Regions from separate parts of the Homo sapiens genome. Here region 2 is linked to region 1. The links are chromatin loops, found by intact Hi-C in ENCODE. Cell type or tissue: Calu3. All regions are shown on one strand. Links, peaks and the distances in the headings refer to the core of each region. The heading gives the core; the rest is flanking DNA.

Evidence for each region. Peaks named below come from ENCODE experiments on the same cell type or tissue, not always from the same donor. Only the 100,000 strongest peaks of a DNase experiment are listed, where the experiment ranks them.
Region 2: it touches region 1 in a loop (4-fold over the local background); 2 of 110 quality-filtered maps call a loop at or near these places.

Annotation. Positions count from the first base shown.
Region 1 is chr19:43,420,455-43,429,797 of GRCh38, reverse strand. No RefSeq gene overlaps it. Among named protein-coding and RNA genes, the nearest start is that of TEX101, 10 kb to the right of the region's middle. In Calu3, for the core only: CTCF peaks have their summits at 3,716 (motif pointing left) and 3,919; DNase peaks (open chromatin) are centred at 3,497 and 3,927.
Region 2 is chr19:43,203,261-43,212,603 of GRCh38, reverse strand. It overlaps PSG4 (pregnancy specific beta-1-glycoprotein 4), which reads left to right and starts at 6,966. Exons shown (of 6, transcript NM_002780.5): 1 at 6,966-7,131; 2 at 8,353-8,718. The coding sequence starts at 7,068. It overlaps LOC284344 (a long non-coding RNA gene), which reads left to right. Exons shown (of 9, transcript NR_033888.1): 9 at 129-813. In Calu3, for the core only: CTCF peaks have their summits at 1,640 (motif pointing right) and 5,231 (motif pointing right); DNase peaks (open chromatin) are centred at 1,643, 5,253 and 6,943.

The DNA.
Region 1 (9,343 bases), core at 377-8,376:
CCCAAACTGCTGGGATTACAGGAGTGAGCCTCCGCTCCTGGCCATGGGCTTTGGTTTTTACTCCGAGTGAGGTGGAGAGTCATTGTAGGGTTTTGATAGAGAGCGAGTTTATTTTTTATTTCTTCATTTCTTTATTATTTTGTTTTTGAGACAGGGTCTTGCTGTGTTGCCCAGGCTGGAGTGCAGTGGCGCAATCATAGCTCAGTGCAGTCTTGAACTCCTGGTCTCAGGCGATTCTTCCGCCTCAGCCACCTGAGTAGCTGGGACTACAAGTGTGCACCACCATGCCTGGCTAAGAGACAGGGTTTAGGCTTACTTTAAAAAAGGATCACTGTGGCTGCTAAGTCGAGAAGAGAATGGGATTGTGGGAAGGGAAAGGTCAAAGCATAGAGACTCTTGGCTGTTGCAATAATCAAGGTGAGAAATGGTGGCAGCTTGGACTGGAGAAGAAGCAGCGGAGGTTATGAGACATGGTCAGATTCTAGAGGTATTTTAAAGGCAGAATCAACAGGATATGCTAAAGGATTGGATATGGGATAGGAGAGGGAGATCAAGAATAACTCCAATGTTGTGGTCTGAGTAGCACACATAAAACTCATTTATTATGGACTGTTTCAGAAATATATCTAAGTAGATAAAAAGCTTTTTTTTTTTTGAGAAGGAGTTTCACTCTCATTGCCCAGGCTGGATTGCAGTGGCGTGATCTTGACTCACTGCAACCTCTGCCTCCCGAGCCCAAGCGATTCTCCTGCCTCAGCCTCTGGAGTAGCTGGGATTACAGGCGCCTGCCACCAGGCCTGGCTAATTTTTTTGTAATTTTTTAAATTAGAAACTGGGTTTCACCATGTAGGTCAGACTTGTCTCAAACTCCTGACCTCAGGCAATCCACCCACCTCGGCCTCCTAAAGTGCTGGGATTACAGGCGTGAGCCACGACGTCTGGCCAGACAAAAGTCTTATAGTGAACCCCATGTAGCTGTCAACCAGCTTCAATAATGATTGCCTCGAAATGATGACCAGTTTCACTTCATCTATGCCTCTCCCTACTCTCTATTCCATATTGTATTGAAGTAAATCTCAGACATTATTTCATTTTATTTGTAAATCCTTCTCTGTGTGTGTGTGTGTGTCTGTGTGTGTATTGTGTGTGTGTGTAGAGATTTTATATATATATATATATATGTATATTCTTTTTTTTTTTGAGATGGAATCTCACTCTGTTGCCCAAACTGGAGTGCAATGGTGCCATCTTGGCTCACTGCAACCTCCACCTCTCAAGTTCAAGCGATTCTCCTGCCTCAGCCTTCTGAGTAGCTGGGATTATAGGCACCCATCACCACACCTGGCTAAGTTTTGTATTTTTAGTAGAGACGGGGTTTCACCATGTTTGTCAGGCTGGTCTTGAATTCCTGACCTCAAGTGATTCGCCTGCCTTGGCCTCCGAAAATGCTGGGAACACAGATGTGAGCCACCATGCCCAGCCATTCTGTATATATAGTTTTAAAAAGATAAGCCTCCCCCAACCTTTTTTTTTTTTTTTTGAGATGCAGTCTTGCTCTGTTCCCCAGGCTGGAGTGCAATGGTGCAATCTCAGCTCACTATAACCTCTGCCTCCCGGGTTCAAGCAATTCTACTGCCTCAGCTTCCTGAGTAGCTGGGATTTCAGGCATGCGTCACCACGCCTGGCTAATTTTTGTATTTTTAGTGGAGATGGGGTTTCGCCATGTTGGCCAGGCTGGTCTTGAACTCCTGACCTCAAGTGATCCACCGGCCTCGGCCTCCCAAAGTGCTGGGATTACAGGCATGAGCCACTGGATCCGCTGAGCCTCTCCCTTTTAAAAAATAAATATGCCACATTCTGTGACGATAAAGTTACAAGAAAATAAAAAAATTAAAATAAACATGTCATGAAATCAGCGTATCTATTAATGGTTGACTTTCTTGCAAAGACTACCAGAGAAACCCATTGATCACGCAAAGTAAGAGTTTATAAGGCCAATTGCAGCAAGGGAGAACAAAGTTCGGTGGTGTCTCAACAGTGTCACAAAGGGGAAAATGATGTAAGGGTATTTGAGGTAATTCTTTAAAGCAAGGAACTGACTAAAATTGGGCAAAGGGCTGGGTGCGGTGGCTCACGCCTGTAATCCCAGCACTTTGGGAGGCTGAGGCAGGCGGGTCACCTGAGGTCAGGAAAGAACCTAGGAGGCGGAGGTTGCAGTGAGCCGAGATCATGCCACTGCACTCCAGCCTGGGCGACAGAGCGAGACACTATCTCAAAATAAAATAAAATAAAATAAAATAAAATAAAATAAAATAAAATAAAGTAAAATAAAATAAAATAAAATAAAATTGGATAAAAAGTATGAGACGATAGTTTAGAATTGGTGAACACAACAGAATGGAGGTCTTGAGAGAAGTCTTGAGAAGCAAACTATTGTCTGATAAGTGAGCTTTTTGCCCAGTTGAGCCATGTGTTGAGAGGAGAGCTATATGCCCAGGTGAGCAAATTGTTTGCCTAGATAAATTTTTTTTTTTTTTTATTTTCCTGAAGCAAACAATGAGTTCTTTATTGTTTTACAGTCTTATCCTTCCAGGCAAGGCTTTTTTGAAAGTCAAACAAACAGGTAAGTCATGTTGAAATACATGATCTCAGTTCTCATATCTAATAGAATTTAAGATACCTACCTCATTAAATAATCAATGAATGCATTTTCTTAGCTGTATCAGAAAAGTATTATTTTATATCTGATTATTCAAGCCAGGATCCAAGCAAGGTCCACAAATTGCATTTGATTTTGTGTGTTTAAGTTCCTCTTAAACTATAGCTTCCCTTACTTTTTTTTCTTCTTCTCTCAAATTTATGTTTTGACAAAGTTAGGTCATTGTCTTGCAGCTTCCATAATCTGGATTTTGCTAGTTCCATCCCCACAGGCATTTAACATGCTCTTTTCTCCTCTAAGTTCCTTTCAATTTGGTAGTTAGAACTGATGCACGCTGAGTGCAGTGGCTCACACCTGTAATCCCAGAAATTTGGGAGGCCCAGGTGGGAGGATCGCTTAAGCCCAGAAGTTTGAGCACAGCCTGAGTAACATGGTGAGACTCTGTTTCTACGAAATTAAAAAAAAAATTAGCCAGCTCTGGTGGTGCGTGCCTGGAGGCCCAGCTACCCAGGAGCCTGAGATGGGAGGATCACTTGAGCCCAGAAAGTAGAGGCTACAGTGAGCTGCGTTTGTGCCGCTGCACTCCAGCCTGGGTGACAGAGCAAGACCCTGTCTCAAAACAAAACAAAACAAAAACAAACAACAACAGCAACAAAAACAAAACAAAAAAACTGATGCAGGATGGACAGGCCCCCAACATGATGCTTAGGCTGGGAGGGTTCTTGGCTTTGACCGGGAAAGAATTCAAGGGCGAGCCCCGGGTATTAGGCAGTAATCTTTTATTGAATGGTACTGCTCCTTGCTGAGCAGGGATAACTCATTGGCAGTGTGCCCAGAGTTGGCAACCTGTGAACCCTTGGCAACTACATTTATATTCTCTTATAGCCACTTCAATTACATGCAAATTAAGGTGTGGATTAATGCAAATTAAGGAGTGAGTTATTTAACAAGTTTCCAGGAAAAGGGCAGCAACTTCCAGATCATTGCCATAGAAATGGGTGGTAACTTCTGGGTCGTTGCTATGGCGTTTATAAACTGTCATGGTGCTGGGGGCAGTGTCTTGAGCTAATGAGCAATGAGGGCAGCTAGGGTCACTTTTGCTGTCATCTGCTGGTTTTGTCCAGTTTCTTCACTTTATCCTGTCTGGACTAAATCCTGTTTTAGTCAGCAGCGTTGTGACCAGAAAACAAGTCTTGTCGATCTCCTAAACTACTGATCTAAGCTATTCAGCTTTTAAAAACGTGGCAAACAGCAATTTAGTGGGTCTCCCACTGCCAATTTTGTCTTCCTCCAGACTATTCTCAACATAGCAGCTAGAGGGCTCCTTAGACAAGAGAAGTCAAAACATCGTATCACACCCTGACATAAACTAACTTTTTCTTCTTTCTTTTCTTTTCCTTTTCTCTTCTCTTCTCTTTCTTTTCCCCTCCCTCCCTCTGCACTGCCCCCTCCCTCTCTCCCTTCCTTCTTTCCTTCCTTCCTTCCTCCCTTCCTCCCTTCCTTTCTCTCTCTCTCCCCTCCCTCAATCTCTCTGTCTTTCTTTATTTTTTAAACAGAGTCTCACTCTGTCACCCAGGCAGAGTGCAGTGGTGGGATCAAAGCTTACTTCAGCCTCAACCTCCCAGGCTCAAGCAGTCCTCCTGCCTCAGCCTCCTCAGCAGCTGGGACCAAAGGTGCATGCCATCATGCCCAGCTAATTTTTAAAAATTTTTTGTAGAAATGAGGATCTTGCTATGTTGCCTAGGCTGGTCTCAAACTCCTGGACACAAGCTATCCTCCCACTCTGGCCTCCCAGAGTGCTAGGATTGATTACAGGCATGAGCCACCACACCTAGCCTGATCTAAACTCTCTAACAACTTCCAAATTCACCTGGCATAAAAGCCAGAGTCAGTGCAGTTGCCTATGAGCTCCCTGAGATCTGTATTCCCGTTACCTCTGACCACATCTCCTAAGATGCTCTTCCTCATTTCCTCTGCTCCAGTCACCCTGGCCTAGTTGCTGTTTCTTGGGATCTCATGCAGGTGCCCACCCATAATATATGCATTCCAGTTTTTCTATATCCCTGCCAACACCTGTATACTGGAAACAGCACAACAATGCTGAAGGAAATTTCACACTGTGAAATAATACTGTGTCTTCTTCCCCATTCATAGCATATATCTTTTCATTTATTTCAGCACTGTTGTGAAATAAATGAAAAGATATATGGTATGAATGGGGAAGAAGACACAGTATTATTAATGTCGCTGGAAAAAGGGGTCTTGATCCAGACTCCAAGAGAGGATTTTTGGATCTTATGCAAGAAAGAATTCAAGGTGAGTCACAGAGTGCGGTGGCAACAGAGTTGCTCATTAGTTACACAGTAGGGTTGCCTCAGAAAGCAAGAGAAAGAATGCGCTGTCTTTTTAAAAATTATTATTATTATTTTTTGAGACAGAGTTTCACTCTTGTTGCCCAGGCTGGAGTGCAATGGCGCGATCTCGGCTTACCACAAACTCTGCCTCCCAGATTCAAGCGATTCTCCTGCCTCAGCCTCTCGAGTAGCTGGGATTATAGGCATGCGCCACCACGCCCGGCTGATTTTGTATTTTTAGTAGAGACCGGGTTTCTCCATGTTGGTCAGGCTGGTCTTGAACTTCTGACCTCACGTGGTCTGCCCGCCTCAGTCTCCTAAAGTGCTGGGATTACAGGCGTGAGCCACCGCACCCGGCCGCATTGTCCTTTTTTAAAAACTCTTCTTATACAGGGGTCTTATCTATATAAAAGCTAAGCTAAGTTATGTCTATGTGTGAGTGGGCTGACAGCATGACAAAATTTATTATTTTGCTGATTTAAGGAAAGTTATCTGCCAGGTGCAGTGGACCATGCTTGTAATCCCAGCACTTTGGGAGGCCAAGGTGGGAGGATCGCTTGAGCCCAGGAGTTTGAGACCAGCCTGGGCAACACGGTGCGGTCCTGTCTCTACAAAAAAAATACAAAAATTAGTGAGGTGTGGTGGCTCTCGCCTGTAGTCCCAGCTACTGGAGGGTGGGGGTGGGAGGTGGGAGGATTGCTTGAGCCGGGGAGGCAGAAGTTGCAGTGAACTGAGATCATGTCACTGCGCTCCAGCCTGGGTGACAGAGCGAGACCCCATCTCCAAAAATAATAAATAAATAAATAAATAAATAAATAAATAAAAGTTATTCTTGGCATTTTAGTGCATAAGTACACCAAAGCATGACTCTGTCTTGAAAGTATATATTGTTATGTGATATTGGGACATCTGGACATTCTTCTGTCACAGGAGTTTGTCCTTGCAGGCATTAATAAACTGCTTCTTTAGCTGTAAACATCTTATGACCGTGGGTTGTGATTGGCAAAGAGCGTACCTTGCTAGTTTTACGACAGGGTTGATTTTAAAATGGTGTCACCCTGGCTCTCCTATGCTCCTGTTTCCTTAACGTTAAGATGTCAATTCTCCTCAAACAATCCCAATCAAAATCCTTGCAGGATTTTTGTAGTAATTGACAAGATGATTCTAAAATTCATTTGGAAATGCAAACGACTTAGAATAGCAGTGACAACAACAACAACAAACAAACAAGCAATAACAAACTTGGCTAATGTATAATATATAATACTAAAAGCATATTTCATAAAGTTGATAAATTGGACTTCATTAAATTAAAAACCCATGCTCTGCTGGGTGCGGTGGCTCATGCCTATAATCCCAGCACTTTGGGAGGCCAAGGCAGGTGGATTGCCTGAGCTCAGGAGTTCGAGACCAGCCTGGACAACACAGTGAAACCCCATCTCTACTAAAATACAAAAAATTAGCCTGGTATGGCAGTGTAAGCCTGTAGTCCCAGCTACTCAGGAGGCAGAGGGAGGAGAACTGCTTGAACCCGGGAGGTGAGGGTTGCAGTGAGCCGAGATCGCGCCACTGCACTCCAGCCTGGGCGACAGAGCTAGACTCCGTCTCAAAAACAAACAAACAAACAAAAAAAACCGTGCTCTGTGAAAGACACTAAGAGAAGAAAAGGACAAGGCAGAGTAGAAGAAAATATTTTAAAATGATATACCTGTTAAGGAATTTGCATTTGTAATATGCAAATATGAAACATACTCAAAACTCAATAATAAAATAAACATCACGATAAAAAAGAGCCATCCATTTGAAGAGGCATTTTATGTTATTTAGATCTGTGCTGTACAATACAGTAGCCACTATATCATATAGTAGCCACATGTGGATACTGAATGCTTGAAATGTAACAAGTCCAAATTAAGATGTATCATGATTGTGAAATACACACCACATTTTGAAGACTTAGTATAAAAAAGAATGTAAGATAGCTCATTAAAATTTGTATTGATTACATGTTTAATGGTAATATTTTGGATATACCATTCAGTTAAATAAAATACATCTCTATTGCTATGATTTTGCCATTTCAAGAATATTATATACATGGATTCATATAGTACATATATGACCTTTGAGATGGACTTTTTTCCACTCAGCATAATGCCATTGAGATCCAGCCAAGTTTCTGTGTGTATAAATAGTTTGTTTCTTTCTATTGTGGAGTTTAACATTCACCTACTGTAAGACATTTTGGTTGTTTTCATTTTGGGCTATTACAAATAAAGCTGCTAAGAACAAGCACATACATGATTTTGTGTTGACTTAAGTTTCCATTTCTTGTGGATGAACGCTCAGCAGTATGACTGCTGGGTAGATGGTAAGTGTGTGTTTAGTTTTTAAATAAATGGCCAAACTATTTTCCAGAGTGGGTGCACCATTTCACATTCTTACAGCAATATATGAGAGATCTAGTTTCTCAATTCCTCTCCAGAATTTGGCATTGTCACTCCTTCCTTTTCTTTCTCTTTCTTTCCTCTCTTTTCTTTTCTTTCTTTCTTTCTCTTTCTTTCTTTCCTTCCTTCCTTCCTTCCTTCCTTTCTTTCTCTCTTTCTTTTTCTTCCTTTCTTCCTTTTTCTTTCTCTCTGTCTCTGAGACAGGGTCATGCTCTATCATCTAGGGAGGAGGAGTGCAGTGGCGTGACCTCAGCAAACTGTCCACCTCCCTGGGTCAAGCCATCCTCTTGTCTCAGCCTCCCAAATAGCTGTGACTATGTACAGGCACACACTACCATGCCCAGTTAATTTTTGTATTTTTTGTAGAGACGGGGTTTCACTATGTTGCCCAGGCTGGTCTCAAACTCCTGAGCTCAAGTAATCCACTCGCCTTGGCCTCCCAAAGTGCTGGCACTATAGGTGTGGGCCACTGCACCTGGCCCTCAGTTAAAATTTGATTTTCGTGTGCTTCTTCTTCCTCTTTAGGGAGATTTAGCAAACTGACACAATGGGGACTGGCTACCTAAGGACAAAGATAAGGAATTAGCTAGAGTAGCGCTTAAACTGCAGGAGAGTGGTATAAATAAAAAAAAAATGATTGAGGTGAGTCTTAATTATTTTAGTTTCTTTTGCTAAGGTTTAGGACATGCCCAGGAAAAAGAAACACAAAACCACAGGAACATCTGTGATCTGTGCTTTTTCCAAAGAGGATTTGGGAACTTCAATTTTTTTTTTTTTTTTTTTTTTTTGAGAGAAAGTTTCACTTTTGTTGCCAGGCTGGAGTGCAGTGGCATGATCTCGGCTCACTGCAACCTCTGCCTCCCAGGTTCAAGCAGTTCTCCTGCCTCAGCCTCCCGAGTAGCTGGGATTACAGGCATCCGCCACCATGCCTAGCTAATTTTTTATATTTTTAGTAGAGACGGGGTTTCACCATGTTGGCCAGGCTGGTCTTGAACTCCGACCTCAGGTGATCCACCTGCCTCGACCTCCCAAAGTGCTGGGATTACAAGCATGAGCCACCACACCCGGCCTGGGGACTTCAATATTTAAAGTGGGGAAAGGAGTGGGCAATAGGAGAAAGAGGAAAGAAAAAAAGGAGGAGAGTAAATAAAAAGGGAAAGTGGTTGCATTCTTTTGAGGCTTTGATCAGCTTTCAGTGAATCTACATTTTACATGTGAAAGGAGAGGGTAGAGGAATAGTCAACTATGCAATCATCTTGCCCTCAGTGAATTTGCATTTTTTTTTTTGAGACGGAGTTTTGCTCTTGTCACCCAGGCTGGAGTGCGATGGCCGGATCTCAGCTCACTGCAATCTCTGCCTTCTGGGTTCAAGTGATTCTCCACCTCAGCCTCCTGAATAGCTGGGATTACAGGCATCTGCCACCACACCTGGTAAATTTTTGTATTTTTAGTAGAGATGGGGTTTTACCATGTTGGCCAGGCTGGTCTCAAACTCCTGAGCTCGTGATCTGCCCGCCTTGGCCTCCCAAAGTGTTGGGATTACAGGGGTGAGCCACCGTGTCTGGCCAGATTTGCATTTTTACATAAAATAAACTAAACATCTAGTAGAGGAAAGAGTGAAATAGGCATTTGTCTCAGGTGAGCAGAGGGATGACTTCTGGTCCTGTCTTGTCCAGTACCTGTGAAGATAAACTGTTAATTACATTGCCAGGGTGAAACTCAAGCAGAACTGTTTTAGGGTAAAGATCTTGGGGCCCACAAGGAATTTCCTTGTGGCCAAATTGTGAGCAAGGCCTGCTGGGGAGGTGTGTAGACTTCTAAATCTTTGCAGCTACATATTTAGGAACAAAATAAGGGGCAGTTTGGTGTGACTCCATTCCCAA
Region 2 (9,343 bases), core at 925-8,924, 220 kb after region 1:
AATTATCATTGGTAAAACTAGAGATGCCCATAGAGAGAAAAATAATGTGGAAAATAAAAACCGTAGTACACCGGTTATGAGATTGCAACTTTGTTCATTGTTTCTGTGTTTTTATTATCTACCTGTAGACTGGATATTACCCTGAATTCTACTAGTTCCTCCAATTCCATTTTCTCCCATGGAATCACGAAGAGCAAGACCCACTCTGTTCCAGAAGTCCTATAAGCGGGAGGTGGACAACTCAATGTAAATTTCATGGGAAAACCCTTGTACCTGAAGCGTGAGCCACTCAGAACTCACCAAAATGTTCGACACCATAACAACAGCTGCTCAAACTGTAAACCAGGACAACAAGTGGATGACTTCACACTGTGGACAGTTTTTCCCAAGATGTCAGAACAAGACTCCCCATCATGATGAGGCTCTCACCCCTCTTAACTGTCCTTGCTCATGCCTGCCTCTTTCACTTGGCAGGATAATGCAGTCATTAGAATTTCACATGTAGTAGCTTCTGAGGATAACAACAGAGTGTCAGATATGTCGTCTCAACCTCAAACTTTTACGTAAAATCTCAGGGGAAATGTGGCTCTCTCCACCTTGCATACAGGGCTCCCAATAGAAATGAATACAGAGATATTGCCTGTGTGTTTGCAGAGAAGATGGTTTCTATAAAGAGTAGGAAAGCTGAAATTATAGTAGAGTCCCCTTTAAATGCACATTGTGTGGATGACTCTTGCCATTTCCTAAGAGATACATTGTAAAACGTGACAGTAAGACTGATTCTAGCAGAATAAAACATGTACCACATTTGCTAATACTGTTCTCTTAAAATAATTTTAAAAGAATGGGGTGGGCCCTCCCATGTGTTTAGGCCAGGTCTCTGAACACAATCCTCCATCTGCAGTAACAATGCCTAAGAAGATGACATGGACTTTGTCCCGATATGCAGCCATTCCTGTATACCCTTCCCCTGCTGCAGGGCCGTACCAGCCCAGGGCCCAAATCTTCAGCTGCAGAGCTGAGACAGAACATGGGATACCCAGCATCCCTTACCTTCTTCCAGTTCACTGCAGTGGCTACTGGCATGGCCCATTTATCCCTGAGGACACCCATCTGCTGACCCACAGTTTCTAAGAGTCAGACTTTCCTGGCTTCTCTGAGCCCCAGCTACTTTCACTCTGCTGAATCCTTCTTCTCCCCACAGGTGTCATTGACTTAGCAGACACCTCTTTCAGCTGCAGCTAACAGGTAAGCCAAGACCCAGACCCCAGAGGATAAACAAGGATTTCAAAACCTACTGTGTCCAATGGAGATGCCCACTTGTGGGCGGCAAGCCACCCAGGTGCCGAGGCAAGAGACCGAGGACACCAGCTGTTCCAGTATAATAAAATATAAAAGAAGAATAGTTATACCAGATATAGATCTTAGATATGATTATATATGAATATTATTAATCATTAGTTGGTAGCATTGCTCTTTATTCCAATATTATAATAATCTTTGGTCTATAATCATAACCTAGGAAAAGCCAGGCCATACAGCGATAGGAGCTGGGGAGACATAGTGAGAAGTGACCAGAAGACAATAGTGCGAGCCTTCTGTTACGCCCAGACAGGGCCACTAGAGGGCTCCTTGGTCTAGTGGTAACGCCAGCGTCTGGGAAGATGCCGGTTTCCAGGCGAACCATGATGTCGTGGTAGCCTCAGTGTCGAGGAAAAACACCCACTACTTAGCAGACCGGGAAAGGGAGTCTCCCTTTCCCCGGGGGAGTTTAGAGAAGACTCTGCTCCTCCACCTCTTGTGGAGGGCTTGACATTAGTCAGGTCAACCCGCAGTTATTCAGAGGCCTGTCTCCCTGTGATGCTGTGCTTCAGTGGTCACACTCCTAGTCCACCTTCATGTTCCATCCTGTACAACTGGCTCTGCTGTTTAGTTAGCAGTAGCAAATTAGTGAAAGTACTAAAAGTCTCTAATAAGCAGAAATAATGCTGTAAGCTCTCTCTCTTTCTCCTCTCTCTCTCTGCCTTGGCTGCCAGGCAGGGAAGGGCCCCCTGTCCAGTGGACATATGACCCATGTGACCTTACCTATCATTGGAGATGGCTCACATTCCTTATCCTGCCCCTTTGTCTTGTATCCAATAAATATCAGCACAGCTTGGCATTCGAGGCCACTAACGATCTCCGCATCTTGGTGGTAGTGGTTCCCCAGGCCCAGCTGTCTTTTATCTCTTTGTCTTGTGTCTTTATTTCTACAATCTCTTGTCTCCACACATGGGGAGAAAAACCCGCCGACCCTGTGGGGCTGGTCCCTACACCCACTGTACAGAGACAAAGAAATAGAGATGTATACAACTCCCCAACAACATTGTATCACAAAACAACATCCTCTCTGCCCCTCATCATGGAATTCACTGTCTCTCACCACGTGGGCAGGTGCTTCCAGGGTCTCACAATTCTTCCACAAGAGGCAATGCACACTTTAACATAGCACTTCAGCAAATAAAGTGGTGAGAGTTTACCTACTTAGATAAAGTTTCTTAAAAGGTTCTCCCAAATTTCCCCCTGAAGAAGACAGAAAAGGCTTTCCCAATGGTGAAACATTGGCCTCCCCACCTTTCAGAAAAGGAACACTGAATAGCCACAATAATCTTGCCAAAATAAATTGTAGGCTTGAACTTTACTTGAAACCTCGCAAAGGAGTACAATTATTAAAACAGAAGCTGCTGGCAAAAGAATGGACATAAAGACAAATGGGATAGAATTGAGAGTCTAGAAATAAACCCTCACACTTATGATCAATTACTCTTTGAAGAGGGTGTCAAGACAATTTAATGGATTAACAATTCTTCTTTCAAATGATAGTGCAGAAACTAGATAACCACATGCAAAACAGTTAATTTAAATAACTCTACCTCCCACCATATGAAACAATTCTCTAAAAAATTGATCAGTGAGTTAAATATAAGACCTATAACCATAAAAACATCTTAAAATAGACACAGAGGTACATACTGATGACCTCAAATGTGCCATGGATTCTTAGATATGATACAAAAGCATGAGTAACAAGAAAAAAAGATAAATTGGGCTTTATCAAGATGTGAGCCTTTTGTGCATCAAAGGAAATTATCAAGAAAATATTTAATAGACACCGAATGAGAGAAAATACTTGCAAACCACATATAGGCAGTTTTCATGTCCAGATAATATCAAGAACTAGCTACAACTCAATAAAGAAAGGACAAATCATCCAATTTATAAATGGGCAAAAGACTCAAATAGACATTTCTTCAAAGAAGATATACAAATAGTCAAGAAGGACATGAAAAGATACTCAACATCAATAGTCATTAGGAAAATACAAAGTCAAAGCTGCAAGGAGACACCACATCACACCTACAAAACTGGCTAACATTCTTTTAAAATGTTAAATAACAAGTAGCAGTATTATGTAGAATTTGAAATCTTCATACATTGCTGGTGAGAATATAAAAGGTACAGCCACTAGGAGAAACAGTTTTGCTGTTTCTCAAAAAGCTAATCACAGAATTCTCATTTGAAACAACACCCATTCCTAGGTATATACCCAAAAAATTAAATCCAGGGACTCAAACAGGTACTTGCATGGGAATGTTGATTGCAGCATTATTCACAAAAGATAAAATATGAAAACAATCCAAGTGTTCATCAACACATGAATAAATAAATATGGTGACACATACAACAGAATGTTAATCTGCCATAAAGAGGAATGAAGCTCTGACACCCGCTGGAACATGCATGGACTTTGGAAACATTATGCTAAGTGAAATATGTCAGAAACAAAATAACATCATTGTATAATTCCATTTATATGAAACATCAAGAATAGGCAAATTCATAGAGACAGAGTAGAGATGATCAAGGTCTAGAGTAGAACATACAAAGAGTTATTGTTTAAAAGATACAAAGTTTCAGTTTAAAATGATAAAAATTTTCTAGGGAAAATAGTGGTGATGGTAATTTAACATGGTGTATGTGGTTAATTTCACTTGATCGTGGATTTTAAAGTGGTTAAAATAGCACATTATTCACAGAACTGTGAAAAATAGATTTCTATTATTTAATTCACCCAGGCTAAGGTGTTTGTTATGGCAGCTGAAGCCCATGAATCCATCATCTGAGCCAGTGTTTCAATGAAAGGCATCAGTTTTCAATCAAGTTAGCTGGAAGCTCCTGTATCCAGGAGAACCAGAGGCCCCAAAACAAGAGCTCCAGCAGGGGCTCAACCAGCACAGGTCCCATAGGACAGCCTCAATGTCAGGCTCTGGATGGCATGTGAGGCTACAATGATACAACCACAACGTGAAAATGTATGTTCTTGTACTACTTACAGACACTAGGGAGCCCTCGGCACATTTGGAGACCACAGACACAGAGGTCAGTGAGCCCAGGCTTTATTAAGTCCAGGGTGTTATCTGACAGGTTTCCAGCAGGGAGCTTTAATGGATGTGTTCAAAGCAAGCAACAAACACTGGGACCAGGAGCTCACGCTGTGACTGAGAGGAGGTCACTTTAAATGTGAAGGCGAATGTCAGAATTATCAGTTTAAAGAAGCAGCTGCAGAGAGGGGAGTCCAGCACACCAAGCAGGAGAGATGCCTCTAAGATTTTATCTCTGCACACCAACTGGAGTCACTTGAACCAGATACAGTATTGAAAACTGCCATGGTGACCAAGCCCTGCCTCTGATTTGAGGCAAATAAACTTACATCTTAAAAAATGAATGCCAAGGCAACATGACACTATGAGCCTCATGACATCCAGGGACACCAGCAGGGTGTGGTACTGTGCCCTGGAGTCAGAATCCTGGGTTCTGGTCCCTGGGAGTGAGAAAAAGAAAATGACTTGTCCCTGCCCCCCGATATTGATCTTCCCACCCTGCTGCTCCCTCTTCTGCTCCCAAGCCCACGTGCACTGCTCAGCCCCAGACATCACTGCCCCCAGGGTATACACAGTGCTGCCTACTGCACACAAACACAAACTCACAGAAGGTGACAAAAATCTGCATTTGGGACATCTGATTGTGAAAGAGGGAGAACAGTGAACGTAGAGTCACACAGACTGGGACTCAAGGGGCTGGAAGGTGATGGAGCTGTAACATAACATATGTGTGACCTCATGTAAAGTGTGCAGATCCACATGGAATAAAACATGCAGCCTGGCCTGGGATTGCTGCCGTTCACACTTCCCTCCCTGTCCACCAGAGGGCGACAGAGTCCTTCCCAGCCTGGAGCCTTCCTAGGGGATGCCAACCTCCCTCAGCGGAACCCACAGCCCAGCAGGGTCCACCCTCACCAGGGTCACTTCGGCCCAAGTCTTCAGAGCCCTCCATGCTCCCAACACGGACTCTGTCAGCTCCTTCCTGACCCGCAGCCGCCAACCTAACACCACTCCCTCTGCAGGTAGCTCCTGCCCCACACACCTGCTCCTTCCCTGGGCCCAGCTAAAGGCATCTCCCGGGCAGCGATGGTGCACGCGACGCCACACTGGACGCTTTCCCCTCGTGACCTCCCTCCATCCTCATCAACTCTTTCTGTCACTGCTCCCTAAATGCCCGCCCCTGCTCCATCTGTCCTGTTCTCTGGGGCATCCCAGGCCAAGCCTAGCGCTGACACAGAACAGCGGCTGCCTGAGGGCCCACAGCCTCCCCGGGAATCAGCCAGGCACCCTGTGTCCTGCCTGCCCACTGCAGCCCAGGGGGCGCAGAGAGCGTGTGATGGTCACACACAGGCACCATCCGGGATGTGGCCACCTGCCACCAGCTGTCCCTTGGGAAGACAGACCTCTCCTGTGTGCTTGTGGGGAGAAGGGGGGTGTTATTTTTCTTTGCTCCCAGAACACAACTCACCCCCACCCGCCCTCTCAGGTGTGAGCAAGGTCCCTCCAGACAGGCTCTCTGGCCACTGCCTGTTCCTCCTCTACAGAGAGCAGCTTGGCCAGGTCAAAACCCTCAGGACAGACCCCTGGGTATGTCAGCACAGGGAGGGCTGAGCCCATCATGGCCACGGAGTAAGTCGGGATGAATCTCTCCAGCTCTGAACCCCTGCTCTGTCCCAGGCTCCCCCTCCTGCGTCTCAACAAGCCATGTCCCGCGGGGTTCCTGGGTAACTCCCCACTTCCTCCTGCACCACCACGGGGAAGGTGTGGTGACCACAGGACAATCAGCTGGGCAGAGAAGAGAGGACATCAAAGGTGGTCAGGGAGAACATGAGAAACCCTGAGCTCCAGCTCAGCCGCCAGACCCCAGGGAGACACAGAGTGACCGAGAACTGTCCCTTTGACTCTGGGATTCACAGCCCCCACTGAGCAATCAGCACAGGCCTCTCCTCCCAAGAGGCCTGAGAGATTCACCCTGCACACCTCCAGGATGGATAGTTTCCTCTGGGAAACCCAGGTACTGAATGTTCATCCTTGGAAGCTGCAGCCAAGCTAGACACGATTAGAGAAAGGAAGGGTCCCTCTTACCAGACAACACAGAGCTCACCCACAGCACAATGGGACGTCACTGTGACGGGAACCTTGTGCAGCTCCTGCACTGAAGGGGAGAGCCAGATGAGGAAGGAAGAGGGTAAAGGGCGTGAATGTGCACCCTACCCCAGAGCCATGGGGACAGCAGGAGGCTGAGGCCCAGGACTCTGCTTGCCTAACCTGCAGGGTATGTGTGTGACCATGTGGGTCGTGTGTGTCTCTTCTGTGTGTGTGTGTGTGTGTGTGCATCTGCACAAAGTGTGTGTTGAGGTTTGGTGAAAGAATCACTGCTGAAAAATGCAGAGGCCTCCACAATTCCCAGGGACCTGAAACACAGACAAAAGGAAAAACAGGAGGGACAAGGAGGCAGAACTGAGAGAGGAGGGGACAGAGAGGTGTCCTGGGCCTGACCCCGCCCACGAGCTTGAGAAATGCTCCTGCCCCGGGAGGAGGCTCAGCACAGAAGGAGGAAGGACAGCACAGCTGACAGCCGTACTCAGGAAGCTTCTGGATCCTAGGCTTATCTCCACAGAGGAGAACACACAAGCAGCAGAGACCATGGGGCCCCTCTCAGCCCCTCCCTGCACACAGCGCATCACCTGGAAGGGGGTCCTGCTCACAGGTGAGGAGAGAACTTCCTGGGAGAGGACAGGAGGAGGAAGCAGAGTGACTGGATGGGGTCTCCTGGAGAGGATGGGGTTCTGAAAAATGAAAGAAGCCAGCACTTTGGGAGGCTGAGTTGGGTGGATCAGGAGATCAGGAGTTCAAGATCAGTCTGGCCAACACTGTGAAGCCCTGTCTCTACTAAAAACACAAAAAATTAACCAGGTATAGTGGTGTGCTCCTGTAATCATAGCTACTCAGGAGGCTGTGGCAGGAGAATCACGTGCACCCACGAGGCAGAAGTTGCAGCTAGCCAAGATAGCACTACTGCACACCAGCCTGGGTGACAGGACGAGACTCCGTCTCAAAAAAAAAAAAAAGAAAAAAGGAAAAAAAGAAAAAAGAAGAAAAGGGAAAGAAGGCTCTGTTGGAGCCTGGATAGGGGAAAATACACCAGAGGGTCAAAATAGGAAAGTCACATTGAAGCGGAATTGGTAAGTGGTAGGAAAATCTTAAGTGTTCTGTTTTCCTGATTAATCATCAGGGGCCACCATATTTTGAAAAATGATAACAATAACTATATCAGATGACACTTCAAATGAAAATATAAGCAGGACATGAAACACTGTCCTCAGCAAGAAACCTCAACAATTGGGGGGAAAAAGAAACATCCAGAGGGTGGAGACCCTGAGAACTCTCACATCTACAGGAGTCTGCCGCCTGTTCCAGGTACTGGGGTGCAACCAAGATCACAAAAGTCCCTGTCCTCACGGAGCTCACACAGTCATCGTGGGGGGAAGACAGACATGCTAAGTGATCTAGAATGTGAGATCAGGTGTTGACAAGAACCCTGGAGGGAGGAGAGCAGGGAAAGGTCAGAAAGGGAAGACCCAGGGTCTCTGAAGGAGGTATCAGGAAAGAAGTCTAAGGATGCCCTGATGTGAGCAGGACCTGAGGGCAGTGTGGAGGGGGCCGTGCGGACCCCTGGGGAAGAGGAATCCAAAAAGAAAAATGCCAAGGTCAGAAGTGTTGAAGGAATGGGGGTCATGCTGCTGATCTTGACCTAGTGGGACAGTAGGACACACACACATACACTCACGCCCCTTTAGTGTGTGTATGTGTTTGTATGTGTGTGTTTGTGTGTCTTCAAGGCTGAGGATTGAAGAGACCTTCTCAGGACCCATCTTTTCACCCCAATACATAGGTCTCAATATTAACTGATGCTCTCTGTACCTCCTAGCATCACTTTTAAACTTCTGGAATCCGCCCACAACTGCCCAAGTCACGATTGAAGCCCAGCCACCCAAAGTTTCTGAGGGGAAGGATGTTCTTCTACTTGTCCACAATTTGCCCCAGAATCTTGCTGGCTACATTTGGTACAAAGGGCAAATGACATACCTCTACCATTACATTACATCATATGTAGTAGACGGTCAAAGAATTATATATGGGCCTGCATACAGTGGAAGAGAAAGAGTATATTCCAATGCATCCCTGCTGATCCAGAATGTCACGCAGGAGGATGCAGGATCCTACACCTTACACATCATAAAGCGACGCGATGGGACTGGAGGAGTAACTGGACATTTCACCTTCACCTTACACCGTGAGTGATTCCACATGATCCCTGGGTGTTGGGGGACAGGGGTCACTTCTACTTCACACACACAGGATTCTCAGGCCTGGACTCTGCCTGTGTCCCTCTCTGCATTAAGTCCCATGCTGGGGTTTGGGCATTTAGTGCAGGACACACAGAGGAGACAAATTTCAACAGATCAGAATTCCTTTCCCGCATTCAGACCCTGCAGACACTCGCTGCAGAGGAAGGACAGTCTGATGGGGGGACTCAGCAGGAGGAGATCAGTCTCAGACAAGCACCTCATGCCCTCTTCATAAATTTGACGCTGACAAAGACCCTGGAGAACTGAGTAGGGCTGGCCTGAGGGGCCCCCTGAGATACTCTCAGAGCAGCTCAGCCCTAGAAGCCTCAACCCCAGACCTCTGTCCCTAAATCCTTGCTCCAGATAAAGCTGAGGAGCCTGTGCCAGTGCTGGGTTGTTCCTTCTTGGGCAGGCCTTACTGGGACCAAGAATTTACCAGCTGTCAGAGGACTGTGTCTCCTGGAGCTGTTCACCAGCCAGGGCTCAGCCCTCAGAGCCTCATCTGGGCAAGGACAGAGCTTTCTTCACCTGACACTCAGAGTGGAGAGGATAGAAAGACAAGCTTTGTAG